2 separate regions of the Homo sapiens genome follow, and region 1 is linked to region 2. Evidence: chromatin loops called from intact Hi-C (ENCODE). Cell type or tissue: dorsolateral prefrontal cortex. All regions are shown on one strand. Links, peaks and the distances in the headings refer to the core of each region. The heading gives the core; the rest is flanking DNA.

What was found. Hi-C counts contacts between places; a loop is a spot of excess contacts. Peaks named below come from ENCODE experiments on the same cell type or tissue, not always from the same donor. Only the 100,000 strongest peaks of a DNase experiment are listed, where the experiment ranks them.
Region 1: a loop joins it to region 2, with 2.8 times the contacts of the local background. A loop is called at or near these places in 19 of 110 quality-filtered maps.

The regions. Positions count from the first base shown.
Region 1 is chr14:59,889,368-59,905,223 of GRCh38, forward strand. No RefSeq gene overlaps it. Among named protein-coding and RNA genes, the nearest start is that of LRRC9, 23 kb to the right of the region's middle. In dorsolateral prefrontal cortex, for the core only: CTCF peaks have their summits at 8,607 and 8,809; a DNase peak (open chromatin) is centred at 8,554; H3K27ac peaks cover 770 bases.
Region 2 is chr14:59,700,193-59,716,048 of GRCh38, forward strand. The region is part of intron 3 of RTN1 (reticulon 1); the gene reads right to left. Among named protein-coding and RNA genes, the nearest start is that of MIR5586, 61 kb to the left of the region's middle. In dorsolateral prefrontal cortex, for the core only: a CTCF peak has its summit at 7,772 (motif pointing right); a DNase peak (open chromatin) is centred at 4,071; H3K4me3 peaks cover 735 bases; H3K27ac peaks cover 4,576 bases.

The DNA of each region.
Region 1 (15,856 bases), core at 4,185-12,184, 190 kb after region 2:
AGAAAATTTAATTCTTTTCCATAGATGGAAAAAAACACAAGGCAGATGAAGACTGAGAAAAATTCAAGCTGGAGATAAGGGAGGTTTGTGTCCTATGGCTTATAATTTTCAGTGAAGTATAAGGCAGAGTCATCTGCAAAGCATGAAGCTGGCAACGGTGGGGTTTCAGGAGAAGAAGAAAGGTTGCGTGTAAGTCTAATGTATGTAATTTGTATTGCTTTTTCCAATTGACTTCCATTATAACGTTACAGTACATTCTTACTCAGATCTTCTAGATTCTAAATCTTCAAATGGAGAATTCCAATATGATTAAAGAGCTTTCTGAATGCTCTTTATCCTAAGCATTCTAATGTGTTCTCTATAGAAGAAAATAATAATGAAATGAATAATCAACTTGAACATATACAAAACATTTTAAGATATTCTGTTTCTAAAAGTTCTCAGTGACTCCAGTGGAGTTTAATGTTTAAATGGCCACAGTAGTAATCCCACTACTTCTAGACCTTAGTACAAATCATTAACCAAAACAAACTGACAAAGAAAACCATGTGAGATTGACTTTCCAGATGTATCAGTATTGGATTGGTTAGGAATTCTGAAGTCAGGCAGGATTTGAAAACCTGTTGCACCACTTGCTAGAGAATAGTTTAGTAGAAGAGAATTGTGACAACCAGCTTCCTGGGTTCAGATTGTGACTATTCAACCTACTCAATGTAGGTAAATTAATCCGAAAAGCCTCAGTTTCTGATAAAATCTATAATAATAATATAGCTGGTTAAAGAGTAGTCACAATGTAGACCTTACAGTACTGTTGCGAAGGTCACATAAAATGAGCCGTAGCATAAATAAACCATAACACAGGGTTATGAGCATGAGCTCTGCAAACAGACTGCTTGGGGTTGAATACCAGCTCTACCACTGTCTAGCTGTGAGACCTTAGGTAAACTACTCTCTATACCTCAGTTTTCTCATCTGCAAGATCAGAGTAATAGCATGTTCTTCACAGGACTGTTGTGAAGGTTGAGTGAAATAATGGAAAGCACTTAATGTAGTGTCTGATATATAGTATTTAATAAATACTATGTATTATTAGTATGTAAAGTATTCAGCACAATGCCTGACACAGCACCCTCAATTAACAGTTCTAAATTTTTCTAAAAATAAAGTTTTTAGTGTCTCTTCAAGATGATTTTGATCCAGTATTAAATATTTGACTATCAAGCCTATTTGACAATGCCAGTATTTCAAACACCATTAACAAAAGGCATCTTTACATAGTTGTAGTAAGCTGGGCTTCTGAGAACTAAATTATCTTACAGCACCTGAGCAGAACACACATAAAGCACAAACGGCTGCAAGATTTTAAGTAGCTACTCTGACATGAACAAAAAAAAATGAAGTAATTGCAAGCTGAAGAAACTGCATAAAAATCAATGGATACACAGCCACAGGCAATGATGTGCAGTTTGGCTACAAAATGCTAAGAAAAAGCAGTGCTGGGCAGACCTGCTGGGCATGCTGCCAGGAGCACTACTGTGAAAGAGCATTGTGAAGACTGATACATGTTGATTAAGAGTTATTCTGGTCCTAGATGGATTCACAGCCGAATTCTACCAGAGGTACAAGGAGGAGCTGGTACCATTCCTTCTGAAACTATTCCAATCAACAGAAAAAAAGGGACTCCTCCCTAACTCATTTTATGAGGCCAGCATCATCCTGATACCAAAGTCTGGCAGAGACACAACAAAAAAAGAGAATTGTAGACCAATATCCCTGATGAACATCGATGCAAAAATCCTCAATAAAATACTGGCAATCTGAATCCAGCCGCACATCAAAAAGCTTATCCACCATGATCAAATGGGCTTCATCCCTGGGATGCAAGGCTGGTTCAACATATGCAAATCAATAAACGTAATCCAGCATATAAACAGAACCAACGACAAAAACCATATGATTATCTCAATAGATGCAGAAAAGGCCTTTGACAAAATTCAACAACCCTTCATGCTAAAAACTCTCAATAAATTAGGTATTGATGGGACGTATCTCAAAATAATAAGAGCTATCTATGACAAACCCACAGCCAATATCATACTGAATGGGCAAAAACTGGAAGCATTCCCTTGGAAAACTGGCACAAGACAGGGATGCCCTCTCTCACCACTCCTATTCAACATACTGTTGGAAGTTCTGGCCAGGGCAATCAGGCAGGAGAAGGAAATAAAGGGTATTCAATTAGGAAAAGAGGAAGTCAAACTGTCCGTGTTTGCAGATGACATGATTGTATATCTAGAAAACCCCATCATCTCAGCCCAAAATCTCCTTAAGGTAATAAGCAACTTCAGCAAAGTCTCAGGATACAAAATCAATGTGCAAAAATCACAAGCATTCTTATACACCAATAACAGAAAAACAGAGAGCCAAATCATGAGTGAACTCCCATTCACAATTACTTCAAAGAGAATAAAATACCTAGGAATCCAACTTACAAGGGATGTGAAGGACCTCTTCAAGGAGAACTACAAACCACTGCTCAATGAAATAAAAAAGGATACAAACAAATGGAAGAACATTCCATGCTCATGGGTAGGCAGAATCAATATTGTGAAAACGGCCATACTGCCCAAGGTAATTTATAGATTCAATGCCATCCCCATCAAGCTACCAATGACTTTCTTCACAGAATTGGAAAAAACTACTTTAAAGTTCGTATGGAACCAAAAAAGAGCCCCCATTGCCAAGTCAGTCCTAAGCCAAAAGAACAAAGCTGGAGGCATCATGCTACCTGACTTCAAACTATACTACAAGGCTACAGTAACCAAAACAGCATGGTACTGGTACCAAAACAGAGATACAGACAAATAGAACAGAACAGGCCCTCAGAAATAATGCCACATATCTACAACTATCTGATCTTTGACAAACCTGACAAAAACAAGAAATGGGGAAAGGATTCCCTATTTAATAAATGATGCTGGGAAAACTGGCTAGCCATATGGAGAAAGCTGAAACTGGATCCCTTCCTTACACCTTATACAAAAATTAATTCAAGATGGATTAAAAACTTACATGTTAGACATAAAACCATAAAAACCCTAGAAGAAAACCTAGGCAATACCATTCAGGACATAGGCATGGGTAAGGACTTCATGTCTAAAACACCAAAAGCAATGGCAACAAAAGCCAAAATTGACAAATGGGATCTAATTAAACTAAAGAGCTTCTGTACAGCAAAAGAAACTACCATCAGAGTGAACAGGCAACCTACAGAATGGGAGAAAATTTTTGCAATCTACTCATTTGACAAAGGACTAATGTCCAGAATCTACAATGAACTCAAACAAATTTACAAGAAAAAAACAAACAACACCATCAAAAAGTGGGCGAAGGATATGAACAGACACTTCTCAAAAGAAGACATTTATGCAGCCAACAGACACATGAAAAAATGCTCATCATCACTGGACATCAGAGAAATGCAAATCAAAACCACAATGAGATACCATCTCACACCAGTTAGAATGGCAATCATTAAAAAGTCAGGAAAAAACAGGTGCTGGAGAGGATGTGGAGAAATAGGAACACTTTTACACTGTTGGTGGGACTGTAAACTAGTTCAACCATTGTGGAAGTCAGTGTGGTGATTCCTCAGGGATCTAGAACTAGAAATACCATTTGACCCAGCCATCCCATTACTGGGTGTATACCCAAAGGAGTATAAATCATGCTGCTTTAAAGACACATGCACATGTATGTTTATTGTGGCACTATTCACAATAGCAAAGACTTGGAAGCAACCCAAATGTCCAACAATGATAGACTGGATTAAGAAAATGTGGCACATATACACCATGGAATACTATGCAGCCATAAAAAAGGATGAGTTCGTGTCCTTTGTAGGGACATGGAGGAGTCTGGAAACCATCATTCTCAGCAAACTATCACAAGGACAAAAAACCAAACACTGCATGTTCTCACTCATAGGTGGGAATTGAACAATGAGAACGCATGGACACAGGAAGGGGAACATCTCACACCAGGGTCTGTTGTGGGGTGGGGGGAGGGGGGAGGGATAGCATTAGGAAATATATCTAATGTTAAATGATGAGTTAATGGGTGCAGCACACCAACATGGCACATGTATATATATGTAACAAACCTGCACATTGTGCACATGTACCCTAAAACTGAAAGTATAATAAAAAAAAATAAAAAATAACAAAAAGAGTTATTCTGGTCCTGTACAAATGAACTTCTTCCTGTATGTTGTGTTAAACAGGGTATCACTGAGTTTTATCTCACTAATTTGCATGCATATTTATAAAGGTAACCGGCATATAGTAGATACTTAATATATGATGACTGAATAAATGAATGAAGTATGAGGAATTCCATAAGAAGACACACTGGGGATCCTTTAGACTAAGCAGGATCACAGAACCCTTAGCCTAACTCCTCCAAGGGCCACTGCTCCTCCTTTTGAGCCCTGGGATATCAGCCCAGGGTTTCCAGCGGGCACCTCTAGGTCTTGTGATATCCTGGGTCCTTTGACCCATATTTTCCTTCTGGAGATGGTGTGGCTTAGACTTTGGCTCCCTGTTTCTCCCTTAGATATGGCTTCCACCCTGATGACTTGGCCTTGCCTCATCAACCTCTTTTCACCTGCAAGTATTCTCCCCTGCTTCCCAGATAAGTCTGAGAGACTAGGTCTCCACTCCTAAGCTTTCTGCTCTCTACATTCATTACGTGCAGGATAGAGACTCTTGTACATTTGTGGCACCTGCAGGCTCTGAGATTAACCTCTCAGCCTGTCAGTCCATGCCTTCTCTACCCATTAACACCATTATGCACAGAGGAAAACAGCCCCCAGCCAAGGCCATGCAGGAGGATGGTCATAGCACTCTTAAATATTTTGAAAACTGATGTCTATCACATTCTTCTCTTGATTCTCTTATAATACTCAGCAATAACATACATAATAACGGCAATAGCACCTGTTAAATGCCAGCTCAGGGGTCTACATAATTATTCTCGGACTTAATGGCCTCCTTAGGGACCATCTTCCATTGATATGCTTATTTACAGTCACTACACCATTTACAAGCCCCAAGTGGAGAGGGGGAGCAGAAAAAAATCAGTTTTGGTCAATTTTGAGGTCCTTTGGTCAATTTTGAGGTCATTACCAAAGTCTGGCTCATCTTCGAGCCACCAGAACATGTATCTATCGCCCTACAGTTCCCCTAACACATTCTACCAACCTCAGCAGCCTCAAGAACTATAAACTTGGGCTGATAACCAATGACCATATACATTTCTACTCAATGTTTCTCCTAATGTTATCATATTAAAAATATTCCTTGACGCTCCATGCCCATTGCACTCTATGTGTATAATATCCCTAGGAATCAAACACAGCAGCAGCCTCTGTTGCTCCACTGGCATTGAAACCATTGGTAGCCAAACTTGAGAATAAACTACTTATGATAAATATTTAATTTCAGCAAAAGACTGTCACACTGAATGTATCATATATCCCACAATTTTCCTATAGGTCTCAGAATTTGTAGTCTGTCCCAGAGCTAGTATTTTGCTCGCCTAGTAAGGCCTGTGGGATTCCTGGACTCTACCCAGAAGCCAGCAGCCAAGCAAAGCCTTCCTGACATATGTGGGAAGTACCAATGCTCCCAGTACACTAGTAGTACCATAGACACTATCATCCTGGTGCTAAGAGCTGCATTTCTGATGGGATGTTTCCATCCATCCCAGAATAAGAGATCCAGGTACCCTGAGACTTCCTTCTAACCAATCTATGACAGTGCTCCAACTGAGGATATGCATCTTTTGATACATACTGAGTTGGAGTATGCATCATATTCCAGATGATTGCCTCACAACTTCAGGCACCTGACCTGCTCTCCCTTATAACCCTAAATTGCTGCTAGCAATGCTGGCTCTTTGCTGAGTTGAATAATTTAAAATATGAGATTGTAAAGGTCAATTCTGCAGAATAACCCCCGCTCAAGACATTCCATGATATGTGTGATTGGGCAGGCCACTGAGTTCCAACAGTCCTTAACATTTTTGGGGTATGTGGAATATTATGGGATAGACATGGAACATATATGTAGTTTCCACCATATTTCCCTAGCCTGCCTTCCAAGTTTACCAAACTGCTTAAGGAAAACAAGCCAAACATTCTAAAACACTCAAAAGGCATTAAAAAAAACACACAAAAATGATCTATCCTGTATTTATTCTAACACATCCTGATTTTCAGTGTCTTTGCTCCCCCAAGCATATTTCCTAAACACACAGTGGAGGGATGTCTCTCAAAGTATGGTCTGGGGACCAAACTACATCAGAATCACTTGAAGTTCTCGTTTAACATGATTACTCCTGGGCTCAACTCCAGAGCTACTGAATCAGATTCACTGGAGATGGGCTCAGGAACATGCAATTTAAATAAGCACCTCAAGTTATTTTTATATGCAGTAAAATTTGAAAACTGTAGCTGTGGCAGCATCCTTCCTAAACCAGCTCTGACTCAGCATTTTCACAAGCTTATTCTGCAAATTCACCACACTCTATCTCCTACCCCTACCCAATTACCCAGTCAGTTATATCATATGTGAGGGAAAGTTCTTGAACATTAAAGCATCACAAATCCTGAAAGCATTATTTGGAAGAGGGCCATGTTTCCAATAATGACAACAACAGGTTTTGCAACTGAGAGCAACATCCAATCACCCAAAGATTAAGCCAAATGTCCACTCATTGGTTCTAAGTCCCTCCTGGTGCCACATACAGTTAGGTAAGGCAGACAGAACTCTTTGTAGCTAGGAACCCAGAAAGACTGGCAGAGCTGGGAGTATTTAATACCAGCAGGCAGCTGGAGAAAATGTGATTGGGTATTTAGAGCAAGGAATGGTGTTAGAGGAGGTGAGACAGAGGAATGAAGAGACACTGAGGGCAGTTTAGGGCAGAAAGAAGGCACTGAATTCAAGGAACAGAAGAATTCAAAGAACAGGCTAACACAGAAAAAGAAGGCTATATTAACACACACATCAAGACACCATAATACAGGCAATTGTGTGACACTGATCAAGGCAGAGGAGTTTGTCATTTAGGCAGTCCTGTATTATAGCTTTTAACCCAGTGAGCTATAATGTCTCACTAAGTGAGGGAGTCTTCTGATAGTTAAAATGCCTGTAAGTATACACCATGATTTATATCTGCCTTCTATTCAAAGTACCCACTATATTAAGCCAGGCCAGAAACCAAATCCAAACTTCAGAAGAAAGAATTCATAAGCTCATGTCGCCAAAAGTTTCCTGGGCAGTCCTTGCTTCAGGTTCAGCAGGATTGAGATGCTCATCAGAGATAGGGATTTATACTCATCTCTCAGACAGACATTCTTCCTGTAGTGGATGAAATGACAGTTGGCAGATAACATCTATTCCACCGACTTAGTCCACCCAGAAGTAATAGAACCATCTTTGATGGCAGCTCTAAGACGAATGTCCTGGAGATCCTCTCCATCAGCCCAACTTGGGGCATATGTGCACTCATTTAGGGTAGCGGTGGTTATAGTGTAAGGCAGGGTGACAAGCTCATCCCAGTTTGCCTGGGATTTGTCCAGTTTTAAAACTGAAAGTCCAAGGTCCCAGGAAACCCCCTCAGTTCCAAGCAAACCAGGAAGACTGGTCACCCTAGGTGGAGTCAGCCTTACTTTTTTTGTCTGGAATGAGTTCTCCACAGGAAAGAGCACTTCTGTTACAAGATGAAGAGGTGAGACGGGCTGAAGCAGGGGGAGTATTCATTTCGCCCAGGCCAGATCTATGTGATGCCTGGGTAGATGTGTGGGAAAAGCCCCATCCTGCCCACTTCTTGACTGTCTTTTCGATCAGGCTAGGCCTATGTGACTAGCCAGGGCTACCACTTCCTAGTGCTTCACTCCTCATCAAGTTCACCCAGGGCCCGAGGTTTCTCTCTCAGGATTCTTTGTACCCCCTCCTGGACCTTACCTACTCCTGGTTCCTGGCCTTGATCTGACTCTCCCCTCTGTGACCTGGTAGCTTGCTCTTTGGCTTTCATTCCTGTGCTCACCCTGGTTTCTGGCTTCTGTGTCTCTTTACCTCATAGTTACTGTGATCTGTCTGGTCTTCTGATGCCACTGCTGCATCAAGCTTGGATTTGGCCTGATATTTTATTGTTATTTCTTTTTGAGACAGGGTCTTGCTCTGTCACCCAGGCTAGGGTGCAGTGGTACATCACAGCTCACTACAGCCTTGACCTTTCAGGCTCAAGCAATCCTCCTATCTTAGCCTACCTAGTAGCTGGAACCACAGGTGTGTGCCACAATGCCCAGTTAATATTTTTTTATTTTTTGCAGAGGCACAGTCTCGCTATGTTGCCCAGGCTGATCTTGAACTCCTGGACTTAAGGGATCCTCCTGCTTTGGCCTTCCAAAGTGATAGAATTAGAGGCATGAGCCACCACGTCCAGTGGCCTGATATTCTTTCACTAGGGTGTTTGCGGCTATTTGCAGCTAAGATTTGCCAATGCCTCCCTACTCACGCAGTTCACCACTGCCCCCACCTGTTTCTAGGTGGAATTCAATATTGGTGTCCATCAAAATCTGCGCTAAATGTTGAGGTGGGAGCTTAATCCTTATACTCACGGCTCCCCCATTTCCCTATCTTACAATTCTGCAAGGTCGGTACTTTAATTCCCATTTCACAAATGAGGACGCTGAAGCTTAGGGGAGTGAAGTAATTTGCCCAAGTTCACAAAACCAGTCAAATTGGAAGTTAGAACTCACACTCTTGAGCTCTTTCTACTGTACCATGATGACTTGATCAGGTAATATGATGGTAGTAACTAGTTCTAGTAGCAAGGTCACAAATGGTAACTTCTAAAGACTATTATTTTTTAAAGTTCTGCTCAATGTATATATATCCTCATATTTTTGCCACTCAATAATTTCAAATATGTGATGCTTTTTAGAATTTTTAAATTAATTTCTACTACAATTTAAACAGTAGATAAATTATTTTAAGACATATTTTTTAAACTATGTTCCAGTAACTAACACCTTCTAGCCCTATAGTTCTACATTGATTCAACTTCAGTTACGAATATTACACAATTTCCCCTCATGAACCAAATATTGTTCTAAATAAGTAGTCTTCAGTGTGTGGCTAGTGACTTTCAGGGTTTGTGAGCTGTTTTCACAATAATGTTGATGTTATTTGCTTTTTCACTCTCATTGTCTCACAAATGCACAGTGGAGGTTTCCAGAAGCTACACGATCTAAGATTTTGTAATGGATTGACTGCAAAAGGAGTATGGGAATCCTAAATGTCTTCCCTTAAGTCAGACATTGGTTTTTTAAAAAAATGTAAAACCATGTCGTGTTCCTTACTACAGTTTTGTTTCATAAGATACGATTATCTTTATAAAAACATGTTTTTGTGTTAACATGTAATGAGTTTATTATTATTTCAAAATTAATAAATGTTTTAAATTTCTGAATTTTAACTTTTAATATGATTAATACCAATTGTAACTCACACAAACAAAAACTCCTTGGGGTCCTCAATAATTTTTAAAAGTATGAAGGAAACCAAAAAGTTTGAGAATAGCTGTTTCTAATCAAAAGATCTTTGTGGTGAAATTCTAAATTAAAAGCTACCATTAAATATGCTTCGATATTATTATCTCCAAAAAAACCCAATAACTTGTAATGAGAAACACCTGTCAGTCACTCATGGCTGTTCATCAACATACATTGTAGCTCACACTTGACTCCCTGTATTCGTGGCTCAAGCAGCACTACTGATGCTTAGCAACTCATTTAAATTAGAGGTAGAAACCACCAATAGGAAGAAAATTAGTGAGCAAGGCAAAGAATGTTTAGGAAGTCTTGAAGAAATAAACCTTTATTTCATTAAATGGAACATCCAGTTGGAAAATTCTTAATGACAATCTGAAGAATTGAGGCATTCAAAACAAGGATTGCAGATGAATTAAATAATCAATTCAGTTGAATTAGGAATAAGTAAACATGACAAGTGAGGAATTAAAGATATAAAGTGCATCTGGGGGAATGAGAAACATCTACAACTGAAGAACACAAAGATCTCATGTGCAATCATCTCATTTGTTTTCTCCTCTCCATTCTCTGATCTACAACTTTAGAAGAGCCTAAAATCTTCTAAAGTCTACCTTCCCTTTGAACTCAGTCAAGGGGCTGCTGAAATAGTTTAAATGAGAATTGTAACCATGATTAAACTTGTTAAAAAAGAGTTTCGTGTGAGAAGGGCGACAGTAATTTCTTTAAAATCATTTTTGCTCAAGTATCTTTTGGAAGGAGCACTCCTGAGACCTGAGGCCCGGAGAAGACTGAGAGCGCGGCCCTGTAACTGGGAGCTGCCCAGTCTAGCGGAGAAGACAACGGTGAGGCTCAGACTGACAGAGTGAATCTTTCCCATTGATTTAATTGTATGCCATTTTACTTCCCCTTGTTGGTTTCTCTGCCTTCCCTTTCTCAAACAAACCAAAAAGCCCACAGTCTACGAAAGTGTTCATTTACTAAATTAAAACCAAATAAAAAGAGTTCATTTTGAAAATTTTACTACACCTGTTTAGTTTATAGAAGTCACTCTGAGATGCCATAAAACCTGAGCTGGAGGCTGGTCGCGGTGGCTCACGCCTGTAATCCCAGCACTTTGGGAGGCCGAGGCAGGCGGATCACCTGAGTTTGGGAGTTAGTGACCAGCCTGACCAACATAGAGAAACCCCATCTCTACTAAAAATACAAAATTAGCCGGGCGTGGTGGCGCATGCCTGTAATCCCAGCTACTCCAGAGGCTGAGGCAGGAGAATCGCTTGAATTCGGGAGGCAGAGGTTGTGGTGAGCCGAGATCGTGCCATTGCACTCCAGCCTGGGCAACAAGAGCGAAACTCCATCTCAAAAAGAAAAACAAAACAAAACAAACAAACAAAAAAAACACAAAAAACCTGAGCTGGAAAGCCATTTGCTTATCACCAGTCTTCAAGTCTCCACACAATTTAAGTAATTTTCTGAGGACAGTGATGATTTTTGTTGGACCAGAAATTAAGAAGATTGATTGAGGGAGGGAGAATGAGAGGACTTTTATTTCAACTGTTAGGATAGTGTTAGTCCAAACTGCACCATTTTGTAAGCCCCTTGCCATTTCGCAGACCTTGGTCAGAGTGAAACATTCCACGGGGATTTGGGCCATGAAAAACATCCTGCCTAACCAACTGACCACAAGGCAGAGGAACATCCTTATCATACCCTGCCAGGCAAAGGCCCAACTGAAGGAACATCCCTATCATACCCTGCTGAGAAAAGGTCCAAGGAACATCCTATCACATCCCACCAGAAAAAGGGCCAAACCACCTGATCATAGGAACATCTTACCAATATCCTGCTGGGCAGAAAGCCATACCACCCAGACCGCTGTCTCCCTACCCCAGACCTATAAATTACCCCAGCCTGTAAGCAGCAGTGAGCTCTGGCATTAAATGGGTCCCCCACCTCCATAGGTCTTGTGCTGGAAATAAAACCTGTGTGGCTGAAGAGCTAACAACTCTCTCTGTGTCTTTCTTTAACCCTTGCTTTTCCTTCAAAACATAACAGGTATATCTTGAGAGACAGAAAAACTGGCTTCCCCCACCTCTGCAGGTCTTGTGCTGGACAAAAAACCTGCATTACCGTAGAGCTGCCAACTCTCTCTCTCTTTCTTTAACCCTTCCCTTCCCTTCACAACCTAACAGATATATGTTGAGAGTGTAGAAAAACTGGCTTTGAAGAAAAGCAGGAAGAGTATAGCTTTGAGTTTTTTGTACCATCTTTAATAGTAACCCTTGGATATTTATTTGCCTTAGATTTCATAGCTTTAACATAGTAGTACATTTAATTAGAGATATTAAATATCTATTTATTCTAATGCTCTACTAAAGTTGTGTCTGGAAAACACAAAAAGCAATAAAATATAGGCCTTTGCCTTCTGGGCATTTGAAGATATTTAGGAAGGAAAAAAAGATACCTAACAAAATGGTTAAACAAAGCAATCCATCGAAAAAAAGAAAGAAAGAAAGAAAATAAATGGGGTCTACCCTCCGCTTAGCCAGTTGTTTCACCAGAAGATAGCTCCACATTTAGAAAAACTCTCAATTCAACAGTGTAACATTTTTGGACACATGGCAACACAAATTTTAAAACTAAGCATTTAAATGTTTGCATGTCTGAAGACAAAAAAGTCATGTCAGAAGATCTGGTTATAAACCAAGATTGAGGGGACCTTTCTTCTGTGGCAGAAATCCCTCTGAATAATTCCACAAGCATAGCTCCAGTCATCCTCATTATCATAGTTCTAAGGTCACATGGACTCTCTAGCTTGTGGAAATGTTAAATATCAGCAGATTCACCATAAACTAACACATTCATGTGTTAATTCTAAAGTGGGTATAACCCTAGAAATGCCTCATTTCACCTCCAAACAGTGACAGGTATATTTAAGGCAACCTCCTCAAAAATCGATCAAGTTTTCAGAGACCATATTGAAATAAGGACTACTAGTTTCCCCTTCATTATCCATTTCCATTTCTTCTGTAGTAATAAAACCCTCATTTTAAAAATGAATATAGGGCTGCCTTAAATTAACATTAAAATTTCCAGCCTCTCTTGCAGCTATCTGTGGATTTTTGACTAAGTTCTGGCTCACAGGACATACTTATATATGAAATTTCCTCCTTTCCTTTACCCCTCTTTGCTCGCTGGCTGAAATGCAGATGTGATGACTGGAGCTGGACCATAAGGTGACCTTTTTAACAGAGGCCACATATAGCAAAGCAATAAGAATTTTTTTTTTAAGTCTGAGTTCCTGACACCTTGCTAACCCAGACCACTACCTCCCAACTTTGTATAAGATATAAATAAACTTCTATCTTTATAAAGTCATGATTATTTCTGATTTTCTGTCACCAAATTAAAACCAAATATTAATTTAAATTCTAAATGAAAAAATTAAAAACAATCACCTAGAACTGCATACTTGAATATGGTAGCCACTATTCACATGTGTCTTTAGCACTTCAAATGTGGCTAGACTGAATTTAGGTGTGTTGTAAGTATAAAATATACACTGTATTTTGAGGGCTTAGTATGAAAAAAGACAAAAATAGCTAATTAATAGCTTTTTACATTTATTATGTGTTGAAATAATATTGTCTTATGTTGGGTCAAAATATTTGTTAAAATTAATCTCATCTATCTTTACTTTTATTGTGGCTAATAAAACATCTAGAATTACATGTAATAGTTCACATTTTATTTCTATTGAACATTGATCTAGAATATAAGCTTTTTAATATAGATATCAAGTCAGTAGTTGTCTTCACTGAAGATCAAAAAGGACAAAGAAGGCAGACACTATAGCATTTCAGATTTAGGTCAGGCATGGGGTGAATGTCATGCCAGCAGGTATTTTTTAAACAAGAATAGAAGATTGTTAATATATCTTCCAAAGAAAGTGTATCTTGGATGATTTTAACTGTAATTCTGTTTTAAGACAAAAATGAAATTAATGTACAATGTCTCCAAAACACAATTTTAAAACTATGATAACTAATACAAAACCCACTATATTAAGTAAAATTCTTATATGTATATATAAATACACATATACAAATGCAAATACATATGATACATTCTATTATACATATATAAAATAAGCTTTTATTGTATTTACTATTGTTTTCAAGGGCATTAATGGCATTATTTTTGATGTCATCGGTCTGATTTAAGAAGGTTATCTAAAGTTATTTGGAACTTAGTAGTCTGTTTGGCTAAGTTCCTCTTGTATTTGCACAATTAAATTCTATTTCTCAATGGCAGAATTTGCAGGTTGGCTCATTCTGGCATAGCTAGCAAAATGATCATTCTGGCATAGCTAGCAAAATGGGGCTGACCACACTAATAATTGTTTCAAAGCTCTCTATATTTAATAACAGTGATGCACCTCTTTCCCAAGACCTCTTGTCAAGTGCACACATATACAAATGAGCTATGGTTTGTAAAGCAACTGTTTCTATGTAGGCTGGCTCTAACTTCTACAGATACTGTCATTTTTATATACATATGACTAAGAAATGGGTGTGCAGTAAAGTATTGCAAACTTTTACTTTTTCCAAATGGAAAGGGAATTCTTTATTTTGACTAATGGAATATTCTGGTTTTTGGAAAGTCAATATGCATTTCAAGTTTCAACATTTGGATTATATAAAAATACAGTTAACTCAAGTACAGAGTCAGGCTTTAGAAAGCAAATAATAACCCCCTCCCCTCCTTTTTTCCCTCCAAGCTTGAAAGCAACTGGGAATAAGACATGAGGCAGATAAATTGAGATTTTTAAAAATCAGCTTTATTACTGAAAAAGCCATTGGGAAAATATGACTGTAAATCTGTAGAGAAAAGGGCTCACTAACATTCTCTACTCCCACTAGAACTTGCAACAACCCACAGGAGAGAAAGTCCGGGTTTGTGCAGGAGATTCACTCAGGCAAAATTGCTCCCTCCCACTACTAGTTCGGGGCACAAACAGATGAAAACAGAAGAAAATCCCCAGTATTTTTAGTCTTATAGTAGATTAGCTTCTCCAAGTCAAGAAATGTGGGCCAATGAAGTCTCACATTCACTCTGTTAATTTCTCAAATATTTTATAGTAAAATGCTACAGATAGAAAAAGGATGAGGATAAATCTCTACAAAGTCAAAGCAGTACTGGTTTAGGGGTCTGTGGGGTAATACCCTCCCTACACATTGTGATTTAAATAAGGTTGGCTACAGTGGACATCTGTTGTTTTTGCCTTCGTAGCACTCCACATTTCTGGTGAGAACACCTTAGTTCTCCTTCATGAAATTCACCCTCTTCCTCTTATAGTACATAGGAGTCTGATGGCACTGACCCCACCCCTCAGCCCAAGCCAATCAGAGCATTCTATTGAGTATCTGACCCACGTTAGACCAATCAGCCTGAATCCTAGAACTTGTTTTGAAACTACTGGGAAAAGGGCATCCTCTTTCCTTTAGGGTTTAAAAAAAGGCAGAATGTAATCCTGGAACTACCTGCAGATGTTCCTTTCCAAAAATAAAGCCAAAAAATAAATCAGAATGATGGAAACCTTCTGAGTCCCAATATTTCACTTGAATAAATCCTAGATCTACAGTTTTGTCCAAAGCCAATCCTACCCCTGGAAATTAACCTGTTGCTTATGAAAGCCAATGGATTTTTTAAAAATGTAAGCTTTTTTGAATTGGGTTTTCTTCACTTAACTTCAAAAAATCTAGATTAATAAATAAATTCTCTCTCTCTCTCTGTCTCTCCCTCTCTCTCTCACACACACACACACCCCTCATTCACAGATTTGTCACACAGCTGGAAATTGTGCCATAAGAGGACTCCTAGAAGTTACACATTGTCAATTAGGACATCTTAACTGTAAAGTCATTTACCAGCTTCGGGGGAAAAAAGAACAGTGGGAAAATGAACATTTTTATCAAGCATACTTGTATTTTTCTAAGTAAAGTTAAAGGATAAAGAGGCTAATTTCTTCTTCATTGAATCAGCTTCTAGTTAAAGGTTGATAATTAGCCAGGATATTTCAAATAGGACTGATTACTAAACGCATCTGGGGAATTTTTAAAACAGAAGCTTATAAACCTCTCTGTAAATCTACTAAATGATATTCTCTGGGTTATATTCTTAGAAACTTAAACAAATTTCTACAAGTTACAAGTGATTAAATAATCAGACAGGTTTGCA
Region 2 (15,856 bases), core at 3,410-11,409:
ACAATGACAACTACAACATGTTGTTGAAATAAATTAAATAGGGCCTAAATAAATGAAAAGATTTCTTATGTTCATGAATTGGAAGGCAATATTGTTAAGATGGCAGTACTCCTCAAACTACAGATTCAATGCAGTTCCTATCAAGGTACAAGCTAAGTGTCTTTCAGAAACTGACAAGCTATTTCTAAAATTCATATGGAAATAAAAGTGACCCAGAATAGTCAAAACAATATTGAGAAAGAAGAACAAAATTGGAGGACTTGCACTTCCAGATTTCACTTACTACAAAGCTACAATAGTCAAGATAATATGATACTAGCATAAGTCTAGACAATAAATCAATACAACAAAATTAATTGTCTAGAAACAGACACTTACATTTACGGTCAATTTATTTTTGGCCAGGGTGACAAGACAATATATTGGGAAAAGAACAGCCTTTTTAACAAACAGTACTGAGACAACTGGATATCTATATGCAAAAGTTGAGCTTCTATCTCATACCACATACAAAAATTAACTCAAAATGAATCAAAGACCTAAATGAAAGAACTAAAACTTTAAAACTCTTAGATGAAAACAAACAAATGAATCTTGGTTAACTTGTATTAGGTGGTACTGGTTTCTTTGATGTGACACCAAAAGAGAAGCAGCAAAATAAAAATAGATAAATGTAACTTCATAAAAATTAAAAACTTTTATTTATCAAAGGACACCATCAAGAAAGTGAAAACACAATCCACAGAACAAGATAAAATATTTGCAAATCATGTATCTGATAAGGAGAATGTACCTAGAACATACAAATAACTCTTTAGTTCAACAGTAAAAAGAAAATCCGCCTAATGTAAAAATGGACAAATCATTTGAATAAACATTTCTGCAAAGAAGACCAATGGCTGATAAGCACATAAAAAGATGCTCAACACTATTAGTCATCATTAAAATGCAAATCAAAACCACCAGAATGGCTAAAATTAAAAAGTGTGAGGATGTGGAGAAATTGGAATTCTCACACATTGCTACTGAGATTGTAAAATGGTGCAGCCACCTTGGAAAACAATTTGGTAGCTTCTCAAAATGTTAAACATAGAGTTATCTTATTATCCAGCAAGTTCACTCTTAGCTATATACCCAAGATAACTGAGAGCATGTGTCCTCACAAAAACCTGTACATGAATGGTCATAGCAGCATTATTCCTAATAGCTGGCAACGGAAACAACTCAAATGTCCACCAAATGATGAGTGGATAAATCAAATGTGGTATATCCATACAATGGAATACTATTTTGCCATAAAAAGGAAGGAAGTACTGATACATGCTATAACATGGATGAACCCTGAAAATATTATATTATGCTAAGTGAAAGAAGCCAAACACAAAAGGCCACACATCATATAATTCCATTAACAGGAAATTTAAACTGTGTCTATAATAGGCAAATCTATAGAAATAGAAAATAGATTCGTGGTTGCCAGGGACTGTGGGAAAGAGGGAAGGGGGAATGAACATTGAGGGGCATGGGGTTTCTTTTTGGGGTGATGAAATTTTTTGAAGCTAGATAGTAGTGATGGTTGCACAACTCTGTGAAGGTACTGAATTGTACACTTTAAAAGGGTGAATTTTATGGTATGTGACTATATCTCAATAAAGCTGTATAAAAACAAATGAACGAACACAAATTGGATATAGTTTGCTGACTCCTGTTTCAGATTCTTACGTAGTTATCTGTGCCTCACTTACCCTAACTGTAAAATTACTGAATTGGAGTAAATGTTCTCTAAGACTGCTTTCAGGTAAAACAAAATTCGCCTTTTACAAAAAAAATTATATCCAGAATTGAGATCCTGAGGCTCCTGTAAATCTTGTCACCAACAACACAATTTTTTAAGTTTTGCTTAGATAAGAATATTAACATATTTTAGAAAATAATTAACAATGGAGTTTATATTAATAAAAATGCTTTTAGATGAAGCATTGATTAATCAATAATTAAATAAGGGCCTTTAATTGCCTTCCCAGAGTGCTGCCGTGCACTGGAAAGTCTGTGCAAGCAGGACTCCCTGTGAATACACTGTACAATATGTCAAGGTTGCTTCCTCTTCAAAACTTACTTATGATCTACATCTGTTCTAAATAACTGAAGATAAATGTTTTCATAAGCTACTCATCTTATGATTGCTTATTTGGCTACAACTTTTAAAGTCCATTTTAATACATTTTGATATATAAAGTTTAATTGCCAGCCCTTGGTTGTCTTTACTACTGCACCCATTCCCTTGTGATTTCATTCAGTTGCAAGGCTTTTACCCATCCATTCTCTAGGGCTGCTGAAACCCAAAACTGTGGAGTCATCGCTGTTTCTTCTCCTGCCCCACAGCCAGTTGATCAGGAAATCTTGTGAGTTCTACCTTCCAAATATTTCCAAAACCTGATCATTTTTTCACTACTGCCACTACTACAACCCTGTTCCACCACCATCTCCCACTCGGGTTCCTGAAGAGCCTCTGATGGGTCTTCTTACTTCTGCCCTGGTCTCTCCTGTCTACTCACTATATGGCAAGCAGAGTGAGTGCTCACATCAGAGCAGCTCACTCCTCTGCTTTCACCCCATGGGGGTCCCATTGCACTCCAGTGAGAGTCATGAGGCCTGTGGTCTGCCTCCCCTTGCTTTGCTGACCTCCTTTCCAATGACTCTCCCTTCCAGCCACCCTGGCTTCCTTGCGGTTCTGTGAACACATCAGACAACTCCTGCTTTAGGGCCTTTACTGCAGTTGTTTCTTCCTCCTAGGCTGCTCTTCCACCCCATAGCTGCTTACCTAAGTTCTTTGCCTTCCTTAAATCTTTGCTCCACTCTCACCTTCTTCAATGAGTTCTCTCTCCCTTGACCACCTGATATAGTATAGTGACCTGCCCCTCCCTCCATCACATTCTCAATCCCTCTAACTCTTTCTACTTTTTCTTTTCCTCCCCAGAGTCTTACCACTTTCTAGCATACTATATAATTTGCATATATATTATATGATATCGTTTGGGTATTTGTCACCTCCAAATCTCATGTTGAAATGTGATTCCCAATGTTGGAGGTGGAGCCCAGGGTGGGAGGTGATTGGATCATGGGGACAACCTTCATGAATGGTTTAGCACTATCCCCTTAGTGATCAATGAGTTCTCACTCTGAGTTCACATGAGATCTGATTGTTTAAAAGAGTGTGGCACCTCCCATCTCACTCTCTTGCTCTCACTCTTGCCATTTGACATGGCTGCCGTCCTTCATCTTCTGATTGGAAGCTTCCTGAGGCCTCACCAGAATGACATGCCAGCACTATGCTTCCTGCAAAGCCTGCAGAACCATGAGTCAATAAAACCTCTTTTCTTTATAAATTACCCAGCTTCAGGTATTTCTTTGTAGCAATGCAAAAACGGACTAACACATTATGTTTATTGTTCTTGTCTTTCTCCCCCTACAAGAACGTAAGTTCCGTGAGAGCACAAATCTTCATTTTGTTCACTGAAGTATCTCAAGTGCCTCAAACAGTGCCTGATGTATAAGATGTAACAACAAATATTTGTTATATAAGTAAACCAGCTATCTATCTATCTATATGGAATGATGTAACTGAAATTTTGGTTGTTAGCCAACACTCATATGACCATTATTTAAAATGGCACACTGCTCAGTCAGATATTATACAGTGAACAGGAGTGTTCCAGGCTGAGGCCTACTCATCAGCAATGTGATTCCACAGTTTGAAGCTCCTGGAAAAACAAAGGTGATTATATTGTATTTTTCTTCCTTCTGAGGGGAAGGATGATAATATTGCAGGAAATCACAGATTCAGGTTTTTCAGCAGCATGGAGCTCTTGAAATTATCAAGTTGAGTGTTTTCTCTTCCCCTTTTAAACTTAAACCTATTTTTAGAGTCACAGATCCCACTGAGAGTCTGATGAAAGTTACGATCTTGGTCTAGCAAAATGCTCCTGCAAATATTTGCACAATTTCAGGCCCTCCAGGGACTTGCAGTCCCAGCATAAGAATTTTAATTCTAGTCCCTTCAAGAACAACCCCGCCCCCTCACCGCCACGAATAGTCAAATCTCTGCTAGGTTCAAAAATTGACTAAGAAGATTATGCAACATTGCTCAGAAATCCCATTCAATATTGAACGATGTTCCCCCTTGGCAAACTTCTCCTTATGTCTTTGTGAGGATGGAGTGAAAGAGCAGTAGATGCAATATGGTCTGCCATCAGGGGAAGGGGAAACAGAAATTCTCAGAGCTCTGAAAACCTGCTGGCACCAAAAATAGCAAGCTTTTGGAGCTTCAAAGGCCCAGAGTCACTAGAACCTACACACTAGTCCACATTTCCATTGACAGGGTGTCCCTACATCAGAATAAAGTGATGGCTGAGTTCTCATTTTCTGAATTCAGCATTGTGCTGTGCAGACAGAAGTAAAAGGAAATTGGAGAAACAATCAAATTGCCAGTCACTGAGAGAGCAGAGAGGAGAGAAGGGTACGAAAATGGCAGTGAAAGCATCTTGGGGGAGCCAGTGCTGGTACTGGAATTGGACTTGTGCTGCAGCTGATTCCCGGACACTGTGATCAGGAAGAAAACCCACCTCTCCCAAAGGTGGTGCCACAGACCATAGACGTATCATTTTGATGCCAACTGAACATACTGGGTTGGGGGAAGGGAGAAATGGGTAATCAGAGAGCTGGATCATCATTATAAACACTAAGCAAAAAGCAGCTTTTACAGCTTTTAGTTAGCCCAAAAATATTTTCCTAGCTCTGAAAAGTGGTGCTCAACTGGATAAAAAGTTTATATATAATAAGGGAAATATGGCGGATTTAAATCTTTCCTTTGTGCCTAGAAGCACCTTATCGAAAGCACTTTTGAGGGTAGAGGTGAAATAAGACATTCAACAACCTCCCCCTATTCCCAAACTCAATTTTACTTTTGCTTCCATGCAGGCTGCCACAGGCTCCCAGGAACAAGCACACGGAAGTCTATGCGTACTTAGGAGTTCATATAGTTATCTGTCCCTCTACCCCCTACCCCAACTTTGCAGCTACATTATGATCAGCCTCTACTAAGATGGGCATTTACGTTTAATTGTACAGAGGGCTAATGAGTCTCTAAAGTTATCCAGTAACTCCAAGTACACTGTGTAAACAGGAAAACAAGGAGGAAATGCACTTACTACTTGCTTCTCTCCCACTGGTGTACTAGCTATCACTACAGCATCTGATAATGATACTCAAGCTATTAAAGCAATGATTCTTTTTATGTGCCTCACGTCCCAGTAAGCCAAAACAAATACTGTGATTACTTTAGGACAACTCAACCTTTCTCCCTAAAGTAAGAAGGCTAAGAGTCATTATTTTGCTAATGTTTCTCCCTGTCCCAGATTTTTTGAAGATATGAGAAAACAGGCATAGAAAAATTAGAAGAGTCATACATCTCAAACATCTCAACATCAATCATTAACACAGACAAGGCTGGGTTAAGCATTGCTTGCTTTCATTGCCCTTATAACACTTTATTACACCTATTTGTTTGTATATATGTCCCTACAAATACCTTGCAGGCAAGCACTGTGTCTTACTCATATTAGCTTCTGTTGGGGCTCAGAAAATGATACCCCAAAATATGGCCGTTTGGCATGCTGAGTGCTTTGAACAAAGGAGGCTGAAAGGCCTCAGAGCCAAAGTCTCTCTCTGACCTTCTCCTGCCTCCCCGTTCACCCCCAGCTTTTCCTTCCAAGGCACAGAAAGCGGCTCTCTCTGAAATTCTCTTACCTGACTAAGGGAAGTTCATCCAGAAGGAATGCAATTGTTGTGGACTTCCTCCATTGAATCTACACTGGGCAGAGAAGATTAACTCATAAAGCAGGAGAGGAAGTCTCCATGCTCATGACACCACACCCGACAGACATTTCACCTATTCTCTCAACTATTCTTCTTTACCTGCATAAGACAAACTTTGTTTGCAGTATCATTCTGCCCCTCACATTCCCATAACTTGTCATCACCTCTCCCAGAGGCCAGAAGAACCGTGTCCCAGGCTATTGTCTCTTCTCTGGGGCCACTAAAATCCCCTAAAAACCATTTAGTCTTCCTCTGAAATTGCCTACATCCCTCACTTTACATCTCCCCTAGGAAAAGAATATTTAAGCATCAGCCATCTGACCCTTTTTTGAGTTTCATATTTTGTGTGGCTCCCATGAACACCTGTAATGCCTTTTCTCCTGTTAATCTGTCTGTTGTCAGTTTATTTCAACAGACTTAATGACTTGAACCTTCAGAGGGGAAAGTTCTCCCTACACTTCTCCAGTCACAGACCAGTAACTCACATGCAGTAGTTGCCTAATATTTGATTCCTGAATGAATGTATGGAACATGTGCACATGTGAGTGTGTGCACACGTGTGAGCAAACACAGACACATAAACACAGAAGAATTCACATGGGTTGTTCATGATTCTAATTACCTGACCTCAGAATCTCTTTGTTTCTAATGAAAGGAATATTAGTAATCTCCGTGATGCTCAATGTTCTGCTCAAACTGACCTTTAAAGAGCTTAGGTAAAGAGAAGGGCGCTGGACATCTTAACACTTCTCCCTCCTCTGAAATCCAATAGCACTTAGGATTGACAGGATTTGTAGCTGAAGTCAAACATAATAGTATCTGGTGTTATTCTTTAAATATTCTATATGTATTATTCAATCCCCTTGATGGGTTGAGGGTTGGTAAAGCATACAGTTAAAAGCAACTCCTGGAGAAAAGTTTCTTTGTTACTCTCCAAGGAACTTAACTAAGAATCAGACACATACAGGTGTTCTAACCATGTGCTGAACTGAAGAACTGCTGAATTCTGAAGAACTGAGAACTGAAGAACAAGCTGACTTAAGCCCAAGGTCCATCTAGCTCCAAAGCAACAACAAAAACTCTGATGGCTTTTAAAGAGCAGATTTGTTTTTCATCCATATAATGTTCATGGTTAATGTTGAAACATAATTAATTAGCTAATGACAAGGGTCTATCTTTAACAAGAGCCTCAAGGCACAGGGTTAGAGGGCACATTTGTTGCCCTTGTAGCAACCTTAACATGTCCATTCCAATATTCTAATTCTATCATCTATCAGGCCTTCTTTGACCATCGTATTTAAAATAGCTTTCTTTAGCCTGCTTTATTTTTGAATTCACAGCACTTGCCAATGCCTGATACTATATGATGTGTGTTTATTTGTATACTATTAGTCTCTTCCACTAATGAAACTCCATGAGAGCAGGAAGTCTGCTTTGTTCTCCACTCTCTCCCCTAGTGCCTAGAAAAGAGCCTGGCATGCAATGGGTTCTCAATAGTTGTTGATATAGCAATGGTGCTGAATTTACAAATGTTCACTCACCAAGAGTCAGCATCATTTGAAATAAGGAAGAGAGGTCTAGGAAGGAGTTAACTGCTTGATAATTCTCTCTCTCTCTCTCTTTCCCTCTGTCTCTCTCTTTTACACACACACACACACACACACACACACACACACAAATACATACACACAAACACACACATGCACTGAAACAGAAGTCTTCAGGAAATGAACACCTACAATCAAGGAGACATTCTGACAACAGCCTCATCCAGTATTCAGTAGGAAGAAACAGGACCCAATCAGTATGAAAGATTTGAAAAGAGATTGCTGTGTTCTACTGAAACTAAAAAAAGATAGGGAATTGCTGCAAGTAAGCCAGATGGGGTAGAATGCCATGAAACTTACAGCAGATGGCACTAAAATATTAAACTAACATTTCCTTATGCTCCAAGCTGAGCTGTATGTTAACGCTGTTTATAGGAGCCAGTCTATTTAAAAACATACAGATGAAAAATGAATCCGGTATTGTTAAATCATTCGTTAAAAACAACTCCAAGCATTAGCACCTAATGTGCTTTCCCACAGGAATATGTTAATATTATTCAAGCAAGGTTATATCTAACAAAACCACTCAGAATAGGAGGTGGGGGGAAGCCCACAGTCTCAGGAATCTGTTCAAAAACAAGCTCGGTGTGGTAAAGCGTGAAAGTCTGCTTCTCTGATTTCCATAGCAACAGCAGCAACCCTCAGACAGACATTTTTAAAAACCAGATTTGTTTTTCTCCTTTCCAAATACCTTTGCATGATATTTTCAGATAATGTTGAAATACAGCTGACATTGCATAAGGTGTAAACACACAGCTTGTTCCAATTGCTTCAGTGTTAGACAGCGTGGCTCATCATTTTCTCTCTTAACTCACACGGTGATTCCACTGGCAACAGGTCAGCACCTGGCTCTCTGGGGATGCCCCAGTAAAGTATTGTCAACTGAAAGTCAGGCTCAATAATATTTATAGACTGGCATGAGCTACCCAGTTGAGAAGACACTCCCAAGGTTTGTAAGCCATGCAAAGAAATGACATCCATCTGCTTTGCAAATATTATTTAAGGCTTCCCCCTAAAAAGGAGCCACGGAATGCTTATTTACTTTCTCACTGAATCTGAGGGGTAGAGACTATCAAGTCCCAGTTACTAAGAAGTCAGGAAGAGAATTAAAAATAGAACCATGGAAACAGGGATGCACTGAAGAATTCTATCAACTATTCTATATGTTTGAGGAATTTCATAAGAAAATATTGGGAAAAAAGAAAATCCATCTGATCATCGCATACTATACAGACTGAGAGAACTTTCTACTGCTCCATATTCTTATTATAGTTAATGTAGTGGAAAATAGAAGTTGAGAGATTTTTGCTCATTGGCTAATTAAAACTAACCAACTGAAGGGGGAAAAACATTTGGAGGATTCTTGGGAGAATCTGCATATGAACTAGGCATTAGATGATGTTAAGTATTTGTTTTGTTAGATGTAATAATGAGCCTAACTAGTTATATAAGAAAATGTCCTATTTTTAGAGATGTACACTGAAGCTTGTAGGGGTGAAATGTCTTGGTGGCTGTGACTTAATTTTAAAATGCTTTTCCCAAAAGTAGACAAAACAAATATGACAAAATGATAATAATTGTTAAATTTTGTTTATCTATATATGAAAGTTCATAATACTATTTTGTTTGCTCAAGGTATGCATCTTTGCATAATAATCTATTTAAAATGTCTCAAAAAATGGAGCTATGAATACTCATTTCAAATCACAGATGAGAGTTAGGTATTTGAAGGGACAACCTTACCTTGTCTTCTTTAAAGGATAATTAAAATATATTCTATTTTATGGATGACAGTTCTTAGTACTTGTGAAATACATTGTATGGATTTCTAGAGTGAGCGGATGCACAACTACTTTAGAAAGCACGTCAATGGTGGATAAAATAGATGAAGCACAATGCACCAAACAAACAAGTTGTTACAAGAAACCTCCTTATAAGGAGAATCTTGCCCCCTGCCTTGTGGTGCCAGTCCGCCTGCCTATGGGGGTCCAGGCAGACAAAAAATTGCCCTGAATTAGAAGTACACCAAAGCTTACTTCCCAGTTCAGATAATTGAAAGCATATAACAAAAATGGGAGAGCTTTTTAAGAGAAATGGCAGTCATCTGAAGCATTTTATGTAAGAGGGATTTGTCTATCTACTCTAAAGAGGCAATTCCATGTTTATCACGGGAAGAACATAACTGAACCTCACCCCCAAATACTACTTCAAATATTCCTAAATTTTCTCATTGTTCAAAGTTAGCTTCCCATAAAAAATAACCATAGGGCTGAACACCTTCCTTTTTAATTTTATTTCCCTCCCTCCCTCCCTTCCTTCCTTCCTTCGTTCCTTTTTCTTTCCTCCTCTCCTCTCCTCTCCCTCTTTCTTTCTTTTTTTTTTTTTTTTTGACAGACTGTCACTCTGTTGCCCAGGCTGGAGTGCAGTGGCACGATCTCAGCTCACTGAAGCCTTACCCTCCCAGGCTCAAGTGATCCTCTCACCTTAGCCTTCTGAGAATTTGGGAGTACAGGCGTGCACCACCATACCTGGCCAATTTTTGTATCTTTTTTTTGTAAAGATGGGGTTTTGTCATGTTGCTAAGGCTGGTCTCAAACACCTGGCTGGGTCTCCCAAAGTGTTGGGATTACAGGCATGAGCCACTGTTCCCAGCCAGGGCTGAAACTTCTTTGCATGTAAAGTTTCACTTTAAAAAATAGAGGAGAGGAGTCTGCAGCATTCCAAGCTTGACATAAATTCAGTCCCTTTTAAAGAGAAGTTCCCCAAATGGTTCTTTCTGTGAATCGATCCTGCTAACCTGGCCACAGCTGAAAGGACCAGAATTGGAGGCTTGAGCTAAATGTTGAGCATGGGGGGAATAATGTCCTTGAGGTGGGCTGTGACAGGTGAGCTTCACACTGGATGGTGAAAAAGCAGCCCATGCTGGGGAACAAAGATGCTGAGTGCACCAAAGGAGGTGGGCTGCCAACTGAGCTCAGGGGCAAAGCAGGCCTGCCATGGCCATGCACTACAGGCCCACCAGAAAGGCAGCTTTGGAAGCCTCAGGTCGGGGGCTGATCCACAAAGGACAGCCCATCTGAGTGGCCTCACATTCTCTCATCTCCCTGAGTAAGCCCCACCACTGACTGTAACCTGGGTATACTGCCATATCTAGTACAGAAAAACAATCCAATTATAGAATGTGATAATTGCTGTCATTTCCAAAGTGCCATTTCTTCTACCAACCTAACCACCTTAAAAGCATTATTCAATTTAAATTTCATTACAATTCTAGCAAGTAGGAAATATTCATTACATTTTATAGATGAGGCTTGGGAGGTTTCAGGGAGGTAAGTGTTGGACTCAGGTTCAAACCCAAATCTTTCTTATTCTAGAGTTCATGCCTTAATCATAACATAATACTGCCTGTCTCTAGACCAGCCTTAATAACAAACCTTGTTTTTAATTGGGTTCTGCAGTATTCAAAATGAGAAGAAGCATTCATTGCAGAAGGTTTTCCATTTTATGGGGGTTATAAAGTTTCAACAGACTGGTCTTGTGCAAATTCGATAGGCTCAGCTCAGCAAAGAAAAGGCTGAACACAGGCCCACAGTGATATCACCTTCTGCTTTGCCAACTCAAGTCTTTTATTGCCTATGTCAGCTGAACCTCAGAAAGCATCCTTCTCTGCTGACTACATTTGCCCTTTCCTGGGGTGATCACTCCAGGAATGAACAACTGAGAGATAAATGCTCTTCGTGAGTAATAGTAGGAGATCCACATATAATGTTCTCTTCTTAATTAGCCTATTATTCTTTAACTTCTCTTTGGACTCAATAACATTTAAATGTGCTTTTGAAAAAGAACACAAGCTATAAAGCACATTGACATAAAATAAAATCCCACAACAGATTTCAGTGGCTTCACCTTTGTGTATGGAGTTGCCATTCACTTATTTATTAAATGTTTATTAAGACCCCACTACTCACTAGGCATCACTGTAAGCACTAGAGATACAGCAGTGAACAAAAGCCTGTGATCTCAAAAAGCTTAACGTCTACTTGGGAGAGATAGGCAATAAACAAATAAAGGAAGGCATACATCAAGTACTGGGTGATGATAAGTGCTTTGAAGATCTAAGACAAGAGATCATTGTGAAACAGGTCCATGATAGGGACCTCATCAAATTTCCAGTGCGCTCCATGCATCAAGATGCATAGAGTCATGTGACAAATTCTGGCCTACGAGCCATAGGCAAAAGTGACATGTATCATTTCCAGGGGAGGCTTTTAAGAGCTGGTGTCAGCTCTTTCTTCCTCTGGCATGGCAACCTGAGAAGCCATATGTTGATATTCAACTGGCACAGAAGAAAGGGAGCTTGGATCCCTTTGTAGCTGAATAAAGGAAAGCCTCCACCAAATAGCAATAGTTGAAAGCCAGAAATACATGTTTGTTGAGCTAAGCCATTGAAATTTTGAGGTTTGTTACTGTAGTATGGCCTAACAGAGTCAAAAGAGTAAGGCACACACCTGAGGCTAAGGGAGGATTGTGGAGGGAGCCCCAAAATACATAGGCCTAAAGATAACAAAAATCTATATACAGCAGATAGAGCTAAGTGGTATCCAACCCTGGCTGGACATTTTAAATCAGCTGGGGCATACTAGAAAATACTGATCTACAGATGTTATATCCACATATTATATTCTGAGATATTATGGGTGAGGAACTAAGCATATATTTATTGAAAACTACAGTCAACAGAAAATGACAAATTGGGTCAGCTGGCTTTAGGAAACCTCCCGAGAGGCAACCTGTCCCACAATATACTTTGGAAAGAGCTTATTAGTGAGATCAATTCAACTTCCGATAAATTGTTGGAAAGCAGTCAATCAAACTGTGACATAAGAAGAAAACTTGCAAACTTACTAACTGAAATGTTATGAAACAGTATGTTGCAGAAAGTATTCCTGCATTAAATAAGTAATTAGGCCGGGCGTGGTGGCTCACACCTATAATCCCAGCACTCAGGTAGGCTGATCACCTGAGGTCAGGAGTTTGAGACCAGCCTGGGCAACATGGTGAAACCCTGTCTCTACTAAAAATACAAAATTAGCTGGGTGTGGTGGGGCATGCCTGTAATCCCAGCTACTTGGGAGGCTAAGGCAGGAGAACTGCTTGAACCTGGGAGGTGGAGGTTACAGTGAGCTGAAATCACTCCCATTGCACTCCAGCCTGGGTGACAAGAGTGAAACTCCATCTCAAAAAAAAAAAAAAAAATGAGTAACTGTATTAGATTCTCCCAAAGCCCCATCTCATTGTATAATTATTATTAAAATAAATATTTAAATAGCAACAACATTAGAGGATAAGCACTTTACCTAAATTATCTCAAATAATCATCCCAAGAATCCAGTGATGTAGGTACTATTATCTCCTTTGAACAGACAAAAAAATCGAAATGCAGACAGGTTAACTTGTCCAGAGTCACATAGCTAGTAGTAAGTGGAGAAGGTAAGACCCAGATCCAATTGGCGCACGATTCTTTAACGCAGTGAAAAGGGGATGTGCAATCAAAACGATACGGTGTCTTGAGGGAGGGAATCTAGACAAGGGGCCACTGGTGGGGGAAAGGACCTCAGGCATGGGGTTGGGAGCAGCTGCTGTGATTCTAGTTGCGGATTCCCAGTCCTTTGAAAACAGAACAGTTTCACAGGATGCCAAAGCATGATGGAAATTTCCGATGAGAACAATCTACTCTTTTTGCTCCAGGCAATAATGAGCTGAGCTCCCCACTAGGATGAAGTTCCCCTCATACATTTCCAGTGTAACTCATAACTTGGCATTCTGGTTTCGACCAGACTCAGACAAGCTTCAGAACACTTACTGCTGAGAATGGGTCCTTGGACTAAGGAAAATACTGCAAAAAGTCACAAGCATGTCTTACCCTCAGGCAGCTCACTGCTTCGCCCAATTCAGAGAGAATCAGTGATTTCCCAAGTTTGCTAGTCTAGCCCTAGACAGGGACTTCAGTTTTCCTAGGTGTCTCCTAGCTTTTAGAGAGTGCCAGCTACTCACCTTGTGGTTATACAAGATTTGTATAGTTTTTAATGACAACATTTCAGGAAGAAGCAATAAAACATCTTGAAGACAGAACTGTCTTTTTAAAATTTGCTCAGAATTACCATACCAGTAATTCCAGCAGTTGAGCAAAGGACAGTACCAGCAAAGGACAGTATAAAGGGGAAAGGAACAGAGAAGAAGCAAGACCTATAAAATTATGCTTATAAAAATTAGACTAATAGGCCGGGTGCGGTGGGTCACGCCTGTAATCCCAGCACCTTGGGAGGCCGAGGCAGGCAGATCACGAGGTCAGGAGTTCCAGGCCAGCCTGGCCAACATAGTGAAACTCTGTCTCTACTAAAAATAAAAAAAATTGGCCAGGCATGGTGGCAGGCGCCTGTAATCCCTGATACTTGGGATGCTGAGGCAGGAGAATTGCTTGAACCCAGGAGGCAGAAGTTGCAGTTAGCCGAGATTGTGCCATTGCCTCCAGCCTAAGTGACAGAGTGAGACTCCGTCTAAAAAAAAAAAAAAAAAAAAAATAGACTAATTTTATTATGGGACATGTGCCACAACATACATTCTAACTATAGATCTTCTTTCTCAATTTTATATTACATCATGGGTTATCCCATTAGAATAATGCTGGCTACAGTAATAAATAACCCCAACATTTCAGTGGCTTAACATGGAAGGAATTTTTTGTTGTTGTTGCTAATTTAATAGATGAGTGTGAGTGTTCATTAGCAGGTAGCTTTCCACCAGGTAGTCATATAGGAGCCCAGGTTCCTTCTCCTTTGCCATCCCCTTGGTCTAGAGCCTTGAAGGAGGAAAAGGCACAACTGCATCTCACCCATCTTCCCAGATGTAACCCATATCATCTCCACTCACATTCTATTGGTAAGAATTAGACTCAGAGCTTCACCTGGCTGCAAGGAGGTTGGGAAATACAGTCCGTGACTGAGAGCCACTTCCCAAGAAGGACTACGCTACAGAAGAGCAAGTATCAATTTGATGGAAAGTTACCCACCTCTACCCATTACAACATGGGCATCATATAAACTAGCAGGTCCCCAAACCCCTGGCCGCAGACTGGTACTGGTCCGTGGTCTGTTAGGAACTGGGCCACACAGCAGGAGGGGAGCGGCAGGTGAGTGAGCATTTCTTCCTGAGCTCTACCTCCTGTCCAATCAGCAGTGACACTAGGAGATTAGATTCTCATAGGAGCGTGAACCTTATTGTAAACTGCACAAGCAAGGGATCTAGGCTGTATGCTCCTTATGAGACTCTAATGCCTGATGCTTTGAGGTGGAACAGTTTCATCCTGAAACCATCCCACCCTCCCACCTTCCCATGGAAAAACTGTCTTCCATGAAACTTGTCCCTGGTACCAAAAGGGTTGGGGACTACTGATATAAACTACAGGGGCAAATATATACAGTGGGAGAGACAAAACTTAATAGTTCAGGTGAATGACCTTATGTCTCATCCCAGAGGCAAATCAGTTCCAATTTGACAGAGGAACAGTAAGGCTGGAACCTCAAAAGTGTCTCTTTCTCAGAGAACTTTGCCCTCAGGCTCTAGGTTTGGCTCTGAGACTTTCCTCATCAACAAGTCCCTTTATGTTTTTAGCCAGAGTAGTGGGCCCTGAGGAAAAGATGTCTCCATAAGAACTAAAATGTAAATCATAACAGGACTTATAAATCATTCAAAGCCAAGATTTTTGGCTTTAGAACTATAGCATGTCTTGGTGAAATATATAAAAACTTCTCCAAATTTCAGGATTCTGTTTTCAGAGGACTAAGAAAGGGCATTACAAATCTGGACCTTAGGCTGGGTGCTGTGGCTCACGCCTGTAATCCCAGCACTTTGGGAGGCAGAGGCAGGTGGATCACTTGAGGTCAGGAGTTCGAGACCAGCCTGGCCAAAATGGTGAAACCCCATCTCTACTAATAATACAAAAATTAGCCAGGCATGGTGGTGGGCACCTGTAATCCTAGCTACTTGGGAGGCTGAGGCAAGAGAATTGCTTGAACCTGGGTGGTGGAGGTTGCAGTGAGCCGACATCGCACCACTGCACTCCAGCCTGGGCAACAGAGTGAGACTCCATCTCAAAAAAAAAAAAAAATGTGGACCTAACAAAGAGAGAAGGAAGAAAATAAAAGGAACAAATTGACAATTAGACTATTTTACTTATATCCAAACTTTCTAGAATCATTTATTTATGATTTTCTTTATTTTCAACATTTAAGAAAACCATGATTCTATGTAAAAAAGATTCAAGTATAAATTGGCTAAGCTAAAGAAAATAATTACATGCTTTCCAAGTGATTGGA